3 separate regions of the Homo sapiens genome follow, and all the other regions are linked to region 1. Evidence: read pairs that join two places in POLR2A ChIA-PET (ENCODE). Cell type or tissue: HepG2. All regions are shown on one strand. Region 1 holds the start of SOAT2 (sterol O-acyltransferase 2). Region 2 holds the start of TNS2 (tensin 2). Region 3 overlaps CSAD (cysteine sulfinic acid decarboxylase).

What was found. Peaks named below come from ENCODE experiments on the same cell type or tissue, not always from the same donor. Only the 100,000 strongest peaks of a DNase experiment are listed, where the experiment ranks them.
Region 2: POLR2A ChIA-PET joins it to region 1 with 65 read pairs; 16 of 35 experiments call an interaction of 5 or more read pairs at or near these places.
Region 3: POLR2A ChIA-PET joins it to region 1 with 26 read pairs; 7 of 35 experiments call an interaction of 5 or more read pairs at or near these places.

Annotation. Positions count from the first base shown.
Region 1 is chr12:53,101,049-53,106,048 of GRCh38, forward strand. IGFBP6 (insulin like growth factor binding protein 6) reads left to right here. Exons shown (of 4, transcript NM_002178.3): 3 at 1-112; 4 at 997-1,292. The coding sequence ends at 1,119. SOAT2 (sterol O-acyltransferase 2) reads left to right here and starts at 2,438. Exons shown (of 15, transcript NM_003578.4): 1 at 2,438-2,611; 2 at 3,103-3,158; 3 at 4,059-4,195; 4 at 4,513-4,572; 5 at 4,859-4,966. The coding sequence starts at 2,530. RefSeq lists an enhancer at 2,020-2,548. In HepG2, no CTCF peak of the experiment used is centred here; DNase peaks (open chromatin) are centred at 1,553, 2,033, 2,413 and 3,103; H3K4me3 peaks cover 3,001 bases.
Region 2 is chr12:53,048,068-53,053,067 of GRCh38, forward strand. TNS2 (tensin 2) reads left to right here and starts at 1,998. Exons shown (of 29, transcript NM_170754.4): 1 at 1,998-2,193; 2 at 3,788-3,896; 3 at 4,388-4,425. The coding sequence starts at 2,119. All of the region lies in intron 2 of TNS2-AS1 (TNS2 antisense RNA 1), which reads right to left. RefSeq lists enhancers at 1-158, 159-1,002. In HepG2, a CTCF peak has its summit at 595 (motif pointing left); DNase peaks (open chromatin) are centred at 574, 1,914, 3,364, 3,564 and 2 weaker places; H3K4me3 peaks cover 4,054 bases.
Region 3 is chr12:53,157,546-53,162,545 of GRCh38, forward strand. CSAD (cysteine sulfinic acid decarboxylase) reads right to left here. Exons shown (of 17, transcript NM_001244705.2): 11 at 3,728-3,844; 12 at 3,582-3,646; 13 at 3,218-3,299; 14 at 2,575-2,774; 15 at 2,342-2,393; 16 at 2,078-2,167; 17 at 118-1,139. The coding sequence ends at 966. Among named protein-coding and RNA genes, the nearest start is that of ZNF740, 21 kb to the right of the region's middle. RefSeq lists enhancers at 1,008-1,508, 1,882-2,509. In HepG2, CTCF peaks have their summits at 1,708 (motif pointing right) and 2,017 (motif pointing right); DNase peaks (open chromatin) are centred at 2,026 and 4,026.

The DNA.
Region 1 (5,000 bases):
CCGTAGACATCTGGACTCAGTGCTGCAGCAACTCCAGACTGAGGTCTACCGAGGGGCTCAAACACTCTACGTGCCCAATTGTGACCATCGAGGCTTCTACCGGAAGCGGCAGGTGAGACTATTTTTCTTCTCCTCCTGCTCCAGCAGAAGGCTCCTGCCAGGGAGTGGGGGCGGTGCTGCTTACAAAGCTGCATAAATAAGACACTGCCCCATCTTTAAGGATCTTCCAACTTTAGGAGAACATAGAGAATATAATTTATTAAACAAACTTAGAGAATAATCAACCACACACTGTGAGAGAAAACCCACTTAAGGAATGCCCTAACTCAGTGGCTCTTGAACTTGAGGCATCAGAATCCTCCGGAGGGCTTATGCCACACAGATAGCTGAGCCCCACCGGCAGCCTTCCTGATTCAGGAGGTGTGGGGTGGGGCCTGACAATATGCATTTCTAACATGTTCCCTCGTGATCCGGATTTGGGAACGTCACTTTGAAAACTACTGTTCCAGGCTAGCAGAATGCACACAATTTATTGGTTGAAGAGGGGGAACTAAAGAGAGGGAACACTGGGCCGGGTGCGGTGTCTCATGCCTGTAATCCCAGCACTTTGGGAGGCCAAGGCTGGTGGATCACGAGGTCAGGAGTTCAAGATCAGCCTGAACAACCTGGTGAAACCCCATCTGTTTTAAAAATTACAAAAATTAGCCAGATGTGGTGGCATGCACCTGTAATCCCAGCTACTCAGGAGGCTGAGGCAAGAGAATTGCTTGAACCTGGGAGGTGGAGGTTGCAGTGAGCAGAGATCATGCCAATGCATTCCAGCCAGGGCGACAGAGCGAGACTCCATCTCAAAAAAAAAAAAAAAAAAAAAAAAAAGAGAGGGAACCCCCGAGGAGACGCTCAGGTGTTTTTACATCCTCAGACTCAGATGTCCCCTCTCATTCTCCTGCTGGAAGCCTCTGGCCTCACTCCTGACCTGTGTGCCTCTCTCTCCAGTGCCGCTCCTCCCAGGGGCAGCGCCGAGGTCCCTGCTGGTGTGTGGATCGGATGGGCAAGTCCCTGCCAGGGTCTCCAGATGGCAATGGAAGCTCCTCCTGCCCCACTGGGAGTAGCGGCTAAAGCTGGGGGATAGAGGGGCTGCAGGGCCACTGGAAGGAACATGGAGCTGTCATCACTCAACAAAAAACCGAGGCCCTCAATCCACCTTCAGGCCCCGCCCCATGGGCCCCTCACCGCTGGTTGGAAAGAGTGTTGGTGTTGGCTGGGGTGTCAATAAAGCTGTGCTTGGGGTCGCTGGCTTGTGTCTCTGTGTCTGCCTCTCACAATTCTGGAATCCCTGGCCCTCTCTTTACCCCACTACAGCTCACTCACAGCATTTCTCCTTTCCTGTGGATACCTTTAGTCCTTCCTGTGACAGCCAGGCAGAAGCTTCAAGCCATCAAGCCTCACAGAGCTGCCCACCAGGAGTTGGGAGTGGGAAGGGGAGACACTGAGATCATGGCCTTAATCTGAAGTTGTGACCTTGTTTCTAACACTGATCTTTGGACACAAAGGGAGGGGAAGGATTAATAGTTAATCCCAGCAGGAACCCAGCAAAGAGGAACTCTCAAAGCACATACCCTTCTGTTACTTCCTACTAAAAAAAGAAGGAAATTATTACTAATATATGAGCTCATCCCATGGCCCTGAACCATGTGATTTTACCTGGACAACCTCATTTTGAGCTTACGATAACCTTGTGATATAGGGATTTTTACCCCTATTTTTCAGAGGAGGAAACTGGCTTAAAATTTGGGGTCACTTGCCTGAAATTATATAGCTGGTAAATGACAGAGGGAGGTTTGCATCCGGTTCTTCCATATGTGACAATACCTGGTATTCCCTAGGTGCTGAATACGTGTTTGTTTAGTCTCCTTTCTGCCTACATGCTCACCCAAGCAGGTGTCAGGAAGCGGCCCTGTCAGTTCAGGGGCCCTGACACTCAGCCTTTCCTGGAGGGGCCCCAGTTCCGTGAGTAGCACAGTGCCAACCCCATCAGAATATTACCACATGTGTCAATCACACACCTTGTGGTGAAAGCGAGCTGAACGCACTGATACATGAAGACATTTCTGACTCCTCCCTGACCTTCAGCCTGCTGGGAGAGAGACTGGAAGGCCAGCCATGCTAGGTGACAAGCTTCTGAGAGGCAAAGTTCCCCTCCCCAAGATGTACCCAGCCACTATTCCTGTGTGTGTGTGGCGGGGTGGATAGCACCCTTGGAGCTGGGCATCTGGATGGTGGTTGGGGTGTTAGGGGGATGTGGCGATCCCTGCGACAGACAGCAGAGTGAGGTCTGAATCTGAGAAGCTCTGCCTCCAGATCAGATAACCTATCGCACTCCCAGAGGCCCCCTCCTCCTGAAAGGACTTTAGTCTTTGGAGCTGTCACCTGAGCTGAGTGGGACAAGAGCTCTACAGGGCAGGCCACACTGCGAAGGAAGGAGGCAACACGGGCAAGGGCTGCCTGCTGCCCGCTGGAGACCGCACCATGGAGCCAGGCGGGGCCCGTCTGCGTCTGCAGAGGACAGAAGGGCTGGGAGGGGAGCGGGAGCGCCAACCCTGTGGAGATGGTGAGCCGCCCTCGGGGGTGCAGAAGGCACAGGCAAGTGGGGGGGAGGCGGGGAGAGATGCGCTATGGAGAGAAGGCTCCAACTGCCTGATGCCAATCCTTCCTGCTGTCCAGAGAGGCCAAGGAAGGTAGACCCTGGCCTCAGCCCAGAGCCACCCAGCTGGAAGATGGAACAGAAAAGAGCTATGTCAGAGCTGTGGCCTGGCCTTATCCTTCTGACTGTTTAGCCCCAGATAGTGAATGGAGTAGCTTCCCATTCCCTGAGTGCCCTGTTCCCAGTAATGTCACCAGGCCCCCTGCTTGCCTATGGCCTCCTCACCACTGGCAACAGCAACTTCCCCTTCTAGTAGCCCCAACCATGATACTAGATATTGGCTGGTTGGGGTGAGGGCAGCTGCTGAGCACACAAAGCATTTCCTGACCACAGGATGCCTCTGGGTCTGCAGAACCCCAATTCCTCCTGTTGACTGTGCCTTTGATCCCTCCTCACAGGAAACACTGAGACGCACAGAGCCCCGGACTTGGTACAATGGACCCGACACATGGAGGTGAGGGATGTCAGAGGTCAGAGGTCAAGTGGACAGATCCTTGGTAGCAGGAAGCAGGAGTGAGGCTTGGTGATAAAGATGACTTTTTTTTTTTTTTTTTTTTGAAACAAAGTCTCGCTCTGTTGCTCAGGCTGGAGTGCATTGGCACAATCTCGGCTCACTGCAACCTCTGCCTCCCAGGTTCAAGCGAGTAGCTGAACTACAGATGAGTGCCACCAGGTGTGGCTAATTTTTTTTTTATATTTTTAGTAGAGACGGGGTTTCACCATATTGGCCAGGCTGGTCTTGAACTCCTGACCTCAAGTGATCTACCCGCCTCGGCCTCCCAAAGTGCTGGGATTACAGGTGTGAGCCACGGTGCCCAGCCTGATGACTTGTTCCTGAGTGCAAAGATCGGATTCGAATTAAGGATGGAGATGGAGGGGTTTGAAGCACAGGTCCCAAAGGTCACCAAAAGTCAGCCAGTAGATAGAGTCTTCCTGCTAGTGCGGCTGGAGGCCAGGGGTGAGGAGTGACAATCGGAGGTGACCAGGCTGGAATTCAGACCCAGGGAGGGGAAGCCTTGCTCCTGCTGTCACTCCCTGATCCTCGCTGCTGCCCCAGGAAGCCAGAAGGAGATCAACTCTGGGCAGGGATCATGGCTTGTTCATCTTTTTACCACAGCACTTAGCACTGCGGGGTCCTACCCCACCAGCAGACCCATCACCACCCCACCAATGCCTGCCCTTCCCCCCGCAGGCCTGCCACCACTGAACCCCCATCCCTGCTGACCCCCCAGGTTGTTTTTTTTTTTAAAAAAAGCACTGTGCCTGGCATAGACAGAAATTCAGTGAATGTCTGGTGAATGAAAGGATGGCTGACTGGAGGGACAGTGGGCTCTACCCTGGCTTTGTCCCGTAGGCTGTGAAGGCACAATTGCTGGAGCAAGCGCAGGGACAACTGAGGGAGCTGCTGGATCGGGCCATGCGGGAGGCTATACAATCCTACCCATCACAAGACAAACCTCTGCCCCCACCTCCCCCAGGTTCCTTGAGCAGGTGAGTCTGGGGAATGGCTGCGCGGGCTCCTCTGTAGCAAGGATCATGAGCTAGAAACATCACGTTATGTGCCCTTGCCAGCTTTATCAGGACCGTGACTCCAGCCTTCCCTCTTCCCCCCTTGTCTTCCTAACACTGACCTCCATCTACTGGGCCTCGCTCTGCCCTGGCCCTGACCTTCTACCCGGTCCTGCCCTCTGGCCCTAGCCCTGACCTTTCCCTACCACTCCCCTTGGCTCCCAAGTATTGACCTTCTGCATGGCCCTGCCCTCTGCCCATTTACTTTTTCCTGACCCTGAACAAACATCTCAATTCAGGACCCAGGAGCCATCCCTGGGGAAACAGAAAGTTTTCATCATCCGCAAGTCCCTGCTTGAGTAAGTCGGGGTGATGACAAGTAATGGGAGGAAAAGAAAGGGCTTTGGCTAGGGGTCAAGGTACCTCATTTCTCATCCCCAGCCTCTAGGTGGTTTGTGGAGAGGACTTGGAAAGGGTTTCTAAGGTGCAGGTCCCCTATTTGCCCTAGGCATGGTTGTGGAAGAAAGGCCTTTAGCTGGAAGTTCTGGATCGCTAGGCCCCATGCCTCATGTGTACAGTGTCTGAGCTAGTTCACACAACCCTGAGGACCCTCCCACACTGACTTTCGGGCCCCTGTCCCTCTAGTGAGCTGATGGAGGTGCAGCATTTCCGCACCATCTACCACATGTTCATCGCTGGCCTGTGTGTCTTCATCATCAGCACCCTGGCCATCGACTTCATTGATGAGGGCAGGTAGGTCCCCTTCCCACCTGGGACAGGCACACCT
Region 2 (5,000 bases), 53 kb before region 1:
AGGAGGGTGAGGGTCCAAGAGGGTCTAGTGATGCCTTCCCAGCCCTCCTCAAGTGAGCTACTTTTCCCCTCGGGACTGGCTCATAGGGATCCCATCCCTGCTTCCCTTCCGAGGTGCGAGTGCCACAGGATGGGAGGGACTCACAGCCACAGTGGATCCTGACCACCCCACCCCTCACCGAGCTCACTGCTTGGGCACCTCCTTGCTGGGTCTGGGTGGGGAGTGTGAGACCAGTGAAGGTGAGAGGATGTCTGGGGACCTGTTCCAGGTGAGGGGACTTTCAGCCCCTATGGAGGCAGCAGGAGAGTGAAGCATGTAGAGGAGTCCTGGTCAGGGCCATGTGCCATAGGAGCAGAAGCTGGGACTGGACAGAAAAAAGCCACCCCCACTGCCCACCTTGTCACACTGCCCCATCTCCCCCAAGCAGGGCTGGGGGCTCGACAAGGCCAGGCCCGGTTGCCCACACTGGCCGGGGGCCTGGAATGTGCTGGGACACAGCCAGGCTGGCAGGATGGGGGTGGGTCACAGAGCCCGTGCTCCTCTCCAGTTACAGGCAGGGAGCCCAGGCCTGCCACACAGATGCCACCTTCTGGCCAGGATATCCTGGGGACACATTTCTTGGCCTGGAAAATTGGAGCTTCCAGGGAGAGGTGTCAGGCTAGGCCCAATCCAGTCAGGTCCTCGCAAGGGTCTCAAGTGGGCACCCACAGCAGGCCTCACCCCAGAGAATGCAGGATTCTTCATCCCAGGGAACCCATCCTGGTGGATATGAAGGAGCAGGAAGCAAGTAGAAGGGACTCCGTGGGAGAAGCCAGGGCTGGGGGAGTTGCCTGAGTACTGGGACATTCAATAAATACCATGCAAATGAGAGGGGCACATTTGCACATTCTTTCAAGTGACAGCTATAGCCTGTCCCAGGGGCTGCTGTCCACAGCTTGGGGCTGAAGACTCCCAGGCCATTAACCCCTTAGCTTTTAGGAAGATTACTCCCCCTTTTTCAAGGCCCCATCCACCTCCCTCCCTTGACTCCCAGGACGGGAAGTTGGCCATGTTCCCAGGAGGGAGGCCGGAGGCCCATGGATGGGGGTGGAGTATGTGTTGGGAGGGGGGACCTCCTGTCCAGTCCTCAGGCCCTGGGACAGCTGCTGAGGAAGGAGAGCAGACCCAGGAGAGCCATGAAGGTAGTACTCAGGCTTCGGGGTTGCCGCGGGGGGAGGGTGCAGCCCTTGGGTAGAGAGCCCAAGTTGCAGGGCTGGAAAGAGGGCTAGGGATCTGTGAGATCATGTCTGAAACAAAGCCAGGGAATGGGTGAGTGGGGGGCACTGTGTCAGGAGCAGAAACCTGGGGGCTTTCAGGAGAAGGGCCTCATATGCCTTAGGCTGTGGCAGGAGAATGGATTACTCCCCAAACCTGAGCAAAGCAGTCTTGTGGCTGGAACTTGGCCTTGCAAGGTGTATTGAGGGTAAAGGTGGGCGGTGCATGCTTTCCTTTTCCTACTTCATAACGAGTGAAACTGAGACAGGAAGGGGGCCCCCAGTCCCATTTTTACCTGACTCTCAGGACACACTCGGGATCCTGGGCCTGCCTGCTGGTAGTAGTTCCCAGCTCCACTCCCTCCCCAGCGGAAGTCCCTCGAGAGCTTGAGAGTTCAGGCTGGAGCCTGGCTGGGACACACTGTTCCCCACTTGCCCTTTAGCCCTGCCCCGAGACCAGAATTCTCACCCGGCCCCACCGGGGGTGGGGGCAGAATCTCAAGACCATGGATCCCTGCAGATCCCTGGAGAGTGTGGTGTCCCAGGTGTGGGACAACTCCAGAGTTGGGGGAGTAGGGGGAGCAAAAGATCACAGGCTGACACTCCCAGCAGGGTAGATCCTGGGAATCTGATCTCCTGGCCTCCCCCACATCCTCCCCCCTCCACTTCCTGGAGCAGCGACCTGCCCCCTTCCCGCCTGCACTTCCCTCCACTTCCAGGGCCGGGCTTCTCCTCACACCAGCCAGACAGCCTACCCTCCGCCCAGGGGAAGCGGCTGCCTCCGCCAGGCCGCTTCCAGGAAGCCCCGGGCCAGGCCCCAGCATTGTTCAGGCCCTGGGGCCAGCACCCCAGCCAGCCGAACACCATGAAGTCCAGCGGCCCTGTGGAGAGGCTGCTCAGAGCCCTGGGGAGGAGGGACAGCAGCCGGGCCGCAAGCAGGGTAGGAGTGCCCACCAGCTGGGCAAAAGAGGGGCAGGGGTGGAGGTGCGGGCAGTGGGGGAGGGGACCAGGAATCAGGCCAGGCCTTCTTCCCAATTTCAGCTTCCTCAGCCTTCTTCCCTGGCCCAGCATCCCCTCCGGAGTGGCCAGGGCTGTAGTGTGAGGGGATGTTTGGGTTAGAGTAGGTCCTGCTGTCTGTTTTGGCTCCTCTCACCTTCCCTGCTCTAGCCTGGGCCAACCCCAGGAGGTCCTGGCCCCCCAACATAAGCCCCAGGTGCCTCACTGCAGGACTTTGCCATGCGCTATCCAGGTATCCTCCAGCAGGCTCAGAGATCATCAGGCCCCTTCCCTGGCCCAGGGAAGTTTGAGGGAAATGGGGTGGCAGGGTGGAAAAAGAGAGAGGAGAGGGAGTCAGGAGTGCTTTGGAACTGGAGGTTTGCTTTCCACTGACAACATCCATATCTGCTGCTAATGCCAACATGCTCCCAAGTGTCTTAGTGGGTCCCACAAAGTTGATCCAGCCCAGAAGAGTTGCAGGGACAGTCAAGAAACCAGAGGTGCTGCCCACATCCCCATCACTCCCTTTCCCAACTTCCCAGCCTTGCCCCAAAAGCAGCAGCTCAGGACAACCTGAGATACTACTGTGATGGGTCCCCGGGAGGAGGACAGCAGGAGTCTGAACTCCAGAGGAGGGGGAATATGGGTAAAACAGAGAGATGGCAAGGAGACAAGCTGTCCCCAGACAGAGGATGGGAGGAGAGAACCCACAGTGGGAGGGGAAGGGACTGAGATAGGCCTGGGCCATAAGGGGGCATCCCAGGCTCCTGCCTCACTGCATCTCTGGGTCAGGAGGGGCTGAACAGGGAATCTGGTCCACTCCTTTCTCATTCAATGCGTGAATCCCAAGTGCCAGGGTGCAGGGGGTCGGGGGAGAACTCACAGCATCCAAAGCCAGCTAAACATCTCTCCCCAGTGACAGGCTTCTATCTGTTTCCCTCCAGCATGACCACCCCCATTACACAATTGCTGTCTGCTGCCTCAGTGCACAATGAGTAAACATGTTGTTCTGACCGTGGGGGAGGAGGGCATGTCAGCTGCCTGGAGCGTGGGGACAGCAGGAGCTAAAGGAGCAGGACTGGCTGAGGCCACTCCTGCCGGCTCAGTCTGGTGCTGCAGGACTGACATACAACACATATGTTTGGAACCTCCCTGCTCACTCTGCACACAGGTCTCCATGCGGGGAGGACAAGATGGGAAGAGTCAGGGAGTACCCTTACCACACCAGGGGGAAAGCCTGAGCATGGAGGCTTTTCCACAAGGGCATCACACACCAGGGCCATGTGAGGGGCCCAAGTGATCCCCTGGGGAGGAGCTGACCCAGCAAAGGTGACGCAAGGGGTCAGATTCCATGCACAGTTGAGGACAGGCCCCATGACCGCCCTGAAGCAGCTGTGGCCAAGTGCGTCCTACAAGTTTGAGGGCTTGATCTGGACGGAGAAAACCAGTGCAGTGCTAAGGCAAGGCTCCTGCCCAGTCCCGGAGATGGAGATGGGCCCACTGGGAACTCACACCTCTGTTTGTCCCTCCACCTTCAGCCTAGGAAAGCTGAGCCTCATAGCTTCCGGGAGAAGGTTTTCCGGAAGAAACCTCCAGTCTGTGCAGTATGTAAGGTGACCATCGATGGGACAGGCGTTTCGTGCAGAGGTGAGGCTCTCTGTCCTGTGACTCTGAGACCCTCCACCCAGTACCACTGTGTTGCACAACTCCAGCAGGCCAGCTCACACAATCTCAAATGTAATATGCTGCTCCTGGATTAGGCACAATGGCAGCTAAGAAGCAGCTGCCTCCCCCTTCAGATGGCCCTGGCTCCCCATGACAGACACCTCCCATAACCCAGGAGAGCCAGTACTCTCCATCACCTTCCCATCCTGACTTGTGACGGTAGTCTTCCTTCCCTCTCTTCCTCCTCACCTCCACCCACCCTGGAACGTTACCCCTGGCCTGGGCAGTAGTACCCCACTGCCACACTCTTCCCTCAAAACCTAGCCCTGCTCCTCTGCCCCAGCCAGCCCAGTCCAGGTGGGATCTTGGAAGTCCCAGGGTCTGGTTCCAGGGTCTGGGAGATGAGGGAAGGCCATTCCTTCCACTGTCCCACAGGCCCCTGCTAACCCCTCTCCTCCCCTTACCTTCCCTAGTCTGCAAGGTGGCGACGCACAGAAAATGTGAAGCAAAGGTGGGTATCTGATTCTACCTGATAGGGGGAGAGGGTCTGGAGTCCCTTCCTCCTCCCAAACAGGCTTCTGCAACCACACTGGCATCAACCCTCCACCTCCACCCCTCTCACCACTGGGGAACCCCTCCTGGGTGGGAGGGGTGCTGTACTGGGCCCTTTAAGAACCACCCTACTCCGCCTTCTGGAGGGCTGGCCAGCCCAGGCGGGTGGACAGCAAGACAGCGTTTGTCTTGGTGCTGTGCCCAGACTGCAGCTGGCGAGAGGATGGGGGTGGGGAAGAGGAGGAGAATGAGGAGGAGGAAGGGTGGGGTGGGTGGGGAGTGGGGGAGCAGGATTTCAGAGACTGGGCAGCCGGATGGGCTGTGCCTTCCCTCTGGGGAAGGGTCCTCAAAATGCCTGGGCGGGTCTTGTCCTGGGCCCTGGAAAAACTGGGCCTTTCCAGGTATAAGCTGTGGATAGCACCCACTGTCCACTGGGGACCTGAGACAGCCCTGTCTCTGAAGAGGTCCCCTGGTCCTCTTCCTTCAGGACAGGGGGAGGAGGATCCCAGGGCCCTGGAGCTGGCTTGGGGGAGC
Region 3 (5,000 bases), 56 kb after region 1:
ACTCCTGACCTCAGGTGATCCACCCGCCTCGGCCTCCCAAAGTGCTGGGATTACAGGCGTGAGCCACTGTGCTCGGCCGGTTGAATGTTAATAAATTTTAAAAACATACCAAAAGAATGCAGTTGAAATTTTAACTTTATTATTTTCCTATTACAAAAGCAACACATATTCATTACATAATAAAAGGGAGGGAGCTCAAAAGATATAAAGAAGTCTATGTTTTTTTTGTTTGTTTGTTTTTTTAAAGGAGTCTGTTTTAAAATTGCCTATTATCCTATTCCAGGGAAAACTATTAACATTTTGCCATATTTCATTTTATCAGTCTTTTCCTATGTATTTTTGAACACAGCTCAAATATTACTCTATATAAAGACTTGTATTCAGCTTTTTCAACATAAATTACATTAAAGTTATTTTTATGTCAATAAAAATTATCTTTGTAAACAAAATTTTAATGGCAAAATAACATTTCATCATATAGACATACTGTAATTTATTTAAACACTCTCCTAAAATCAAATATTTAGTTAGGAGAAAGTTAGTAGGTCAAAGCATATAAACATTGCGCAGGTCACTGTGGCCTAAAAAGGCTGTTCTTTTTTATTTTTTTTGGAACAGAGTCTCGTACTGTTGCCCAGCCTGGAGTGCAGGGGTGCAATCTCGGCTCACTGCAACCTCTGCCCCCTGGGTTCAAGCAATTCTGCCCCAACCTCCTGAGTAGCTGGGTTTACAGGCACAGGCCACCATGCTCGGCTAATTTTTGTATTTTTAGTAGAGACAGGGTTTCACCTTATTGGCCAGGCTGGTCTCGAACTCCTGACCTCAAGTGATCCACCCGCCTCGGCCTCCCAAAGTGCTGGGATTACAGGCGTGAGCCACTGCACCCGGCCTCAAAGGCTGGGAGGGAATGCAGTGACTCTGCGGGTGAGGGGTGGTATCAAGGCCGGCAGCAAGACAGAGAAGGCTCACAGGTCCTGGCCTAGCCGCTCCAGCTCGTTGAGGAGGAAGTCCATATCAGCACAGGTCAGTGCAGAGTTGGCCACAACCACACGGAAGAAGTTGCCCCGGGTCCCGTGGGGCTGGTAGCCAATCATCATGGAGCCCTCCTTCACCATGCGCTCCTTGAGCACGGGGGCCACCTGTGGAAGGGTGGAGAGAGATTCCAGCTGCAGCCTGGGTCGGCTGACAGGTAGGCTGGCTTCTTGTCCTGCCAGGCTTCCAGAGGTGCTTTTCCTTCCCACCCAGCCACCTTCTGGGGGTAGCACACCTTGCTCAGACCTTGACCTTGGCCTCAGTTTACCTTTCTGTCATATCTAACCTGCTTGGCCTTCGCTATCTTCTGCTTTTCTCCCCATTTCTCCTGTCTCCAAGAAATCTGTCCTGTGGGACATTTTCTGCCAAATCTTGACTTTCTCTTGATTCCTAACACTGCTTTAGTCTAACTTCAAGCCTTGGTCATCTAAGCCTTAGTCAACACCTTCTTCTCCCCTCTCTTAATTCCTGTAATATTTTTGATAATATTAATCTGTGCCCTGTGATCTAGCAAGTAATTTACAACACTGCCTTGAACACATTGCTTCCAAGTAGGTAACTCTTGCCTTATAATAACAACTCCATAAGGGCAAGAACATTTGTCCTTTCAGATCATCTGCAGCACCTAGTACCACTCTATCTTTAGGGACCAGGATATAACACAGCTCCTCGCCTCCAGATGGCACTTCTAGACTGGCTTTCTCGGGTTGCTGTGTCCCTAGCACGGGTAATAAGGCTTTTCCATGATCATTCTGCCTCATATCTGTCCTGGGCCTGAGTTCCCAGCCCAATTGCCAGCACAAGGCTCTGTGTACTACACACTGGTGACTTCTCTGACTTCTCCTGTAACACACGTCGCTGCTTCTTACTTCCCAGAAACATACCTTCCTCCCCATCCCCACCCCTACCGAAAAGAGAGCATCCACGCCTCAGAGCAAGAGACCAGCAAGGAGACCTGCCATGCCACTCCCAGCCAACAGGGGGCAGAAGCGCATCAGTTGCATCAGCTCCCTAACGGGTAAAGAGAGCAGCACAGCACGCCTACCTTTGACAGCCTTTCGTGGTAATCTGGACTCTCCTGCTTCCCTCGCAGGCTGGGGGGTACGAACCAGAAACACACATTGACAAACTCAGGCTGAGAGGAATGAGAAAGAGGAAGGTGTGAGCTGAGAAAGGGGGACCGTTTTCCCTCTCCCTGCCCCTTTCCCCTCTCCCTGCCCTTTTCCCTCCACTAGGGCTTTAGTTGGGGCTTGGGGGCTGCAAAAGAGCTAGGCTGGGGCAGGGGCCACAAAATAGAAAGGGGTCCTACCTCCATGACTAGCTCAAACCCTTCCCGCTTCTTCATTTCCTCCACCAGGTACCTGTGAACAGAGAGTGAGAAACCATAGGCGGGGAGGAAAAGCAGAGATCCAGACAGAAGAGGCCCACGTAGAATGAGCCACAGAGAGACCGAGAGAAAAGTAATCCCGGGAGCAGGAAAGAGGGAGGGGCATGGACCCAGGAGAGGGGAACAGGGACGACCCCCCACCTCCTCCCGCCTACCGGGCAAGGACAAAGGCCTGGTCGATGCGCCGCTCCAGCCCTTGATCGCCCTGTGCCTTCCACATGAGCCACAGCTTCAGACAGTCCACACGGCGGCCACACTGCACCACCTTGTCTCCCGTGTCCAGAGCCACATCGTAGAACTTGTCCTGCTGGAAAAGGTAGCTGGCCTGGGACCCATGGCAGCGCTTGAGCAGGTTCTGTGTGGGGGTGAGGAGATTGTCAGACCCTACCCTCTCCACCGAGGCTTTCCTCCAGGGCTGCACTGTGGGGGTCTTAGCTCAGGATACCCTCTTCTTTCCCTGGAGCCAGATGGCACTGCTGGGACGGCTGCCTGCTGGCTCCAACACCTTTCTTTGGGTTTCCTCCCAATACCCAGGGTTCTTCCCAAACTCTGATGGCAACCTCAAGCTAGAAACTCCAGGATACCTCTGACTCCAACTTCAAGCTGGAAACTTTTCTTTTAAGAGAGGCCACTGGGGGAGTGAAGGAGCCTAATACAGGTTAGGGTGGTAGCTGAGATGCAGCTTCAGAAGGGATGGTAAAGAGAATAGAGAAAGGCCTGAACTTTATCTAAGGTGGGATAGAGAAGGCAGAGCTCCAGAGAGAGGTGGGGCTGGTGCAGGGGCAGGGGCAGACCCACCGAGGTATCCTGGAGAAGAAGTGCAGAGCATTGCAGGCCTGCTGCGAGGAGCTTGTGGGGATTCCAGGCCACAGAGTCAGCCCTGGATGGGGTGGAGCAAAGGCAGGTCAGTGGCTCCTCCTCCAGCTGCCCAACCAGAGCCCTTCCTCCTTTTCCAGGTCCCCAGCAAAGGGGCTTTGGTCTCACCCTCACCCCAGCATCAGGAAGAACTGCCATGTCTGACCTCCCAGCTCCAATCAATCCTCTCTCCAGTCCCCCTCCCCTCAGCCTCCTACCCCAGCCATGTTAAACTCCCTAGTCCATGATGATTCTCTGGACCAATGGTTTGAAGGGCGGGATTTGGGAAGAAGGGGACTGTATGCACCTCTGGATCCCATCCAGGAGATGCCTGTGTGTCTGTGACAGCAGGACGCTCCCACCCCAGGCAGCCTGTGGAGCAGGAGGAACAACGTGGGCCTTGGCCTTGGCTCAGCCCACCCCACCGCACCCCCAAGCCGAAGTCCCACTCACATCCACATGCAGCCATAGCCCATGACGCTGGCACACATCAGCAATTGCCTCCAGGGGGTCAAAGGCCCCTAGCACAGTGGTGCCAGAGGTGGCACTGACCAGGAACGGCACAGCACCCTGTTGCCAAAATGTAGAGGGAGAAAGATGTAAAGTCATCTCAAAAGCTACTCAGAGCCTGATGCTGGGCCCAGCTCTAAGCTCTTTGCATGCCTAAAATGGCCCATTTCAACCTCACAACAATGTGTTACTGTCCTTTTTAATGTGCAGCCAGGGACACTGAGATTCAAAGATCCAAGCAGAAGCTGCAGAGATGGACTTCGAACCTAGGTTTTCATTTCCAAAGCTCATACTCTCAAAGAACTTGAATGTTTTACTGGAAGATCCAATGCTATTGAAAAAAAATTGAGTCAGGCATAGTGGCTCACACCTATAATCTCGGCACTTCAGGAGGCCAAGGCAGGATTGCCTGAGGCCAGGAGTTCAAGACCAGCCTGGGCAAAATAGCAAGACCCCATCTCTAAAAAAATTTTTTTGTTTAATTAGCCAAGTGTAGTGGGCATGCCTGTAGTCCCAGCTACTCAGGAGGCTGAGATGGGAGGATTGCTTGAGCCCAGGAGTTTGAGGTTACAATGAGCTATGATTTTGCCACTGCACTCCAGCCTGGGCAACAGAATGAAAGCCTGCCTCAAAAAATATAAACAAATAGGCCAGGCACGGTGGCTCACACCTGTAATCCCAGCACTTTGAGAAGCCAAGGCAGGTGGATCACTTGAGGCCAGGAGTTCAAGACCAGCCTGGCCAACATGGCAAAACCCCGTCTCTATTAAAAAATACAGAAATTATCTGGGTGTGGTGGTGCACGCCTGTAATCCCAGCTACTTGGGAGGCGGAAGCCGAGGCAGAGGCATGAGAATCGCTTGAACCCGGGAGGCAGAGGTTGCACTGAGCCAAGATCACACCATTGTACTCCAGCCTGGGCAAAAGAGCAAGATTCTGTCTCAAAAATAAATAAATAGGCTGGGTACGGTGGCTCACACCTGTAATCCCAGCACTTTGGGAGGCCGACGCGGGTGGATCACGAGATCAGGAGTTCAAGACCAGCCTGGCCAAGATGGTGAAACCCTGTCTCTCCTAAAACTACAAAAATTAGCCAGGCACAGTGGCAGGCGCCTGTAATCCCAGCTACTCAGGAGGCTGAGGCAGGAGAATCACTTGAACCTGGGCAGCAGAGGTTGCAGTGAGCCAAGATTGTGCCACTGCACTCCAGTCTGGG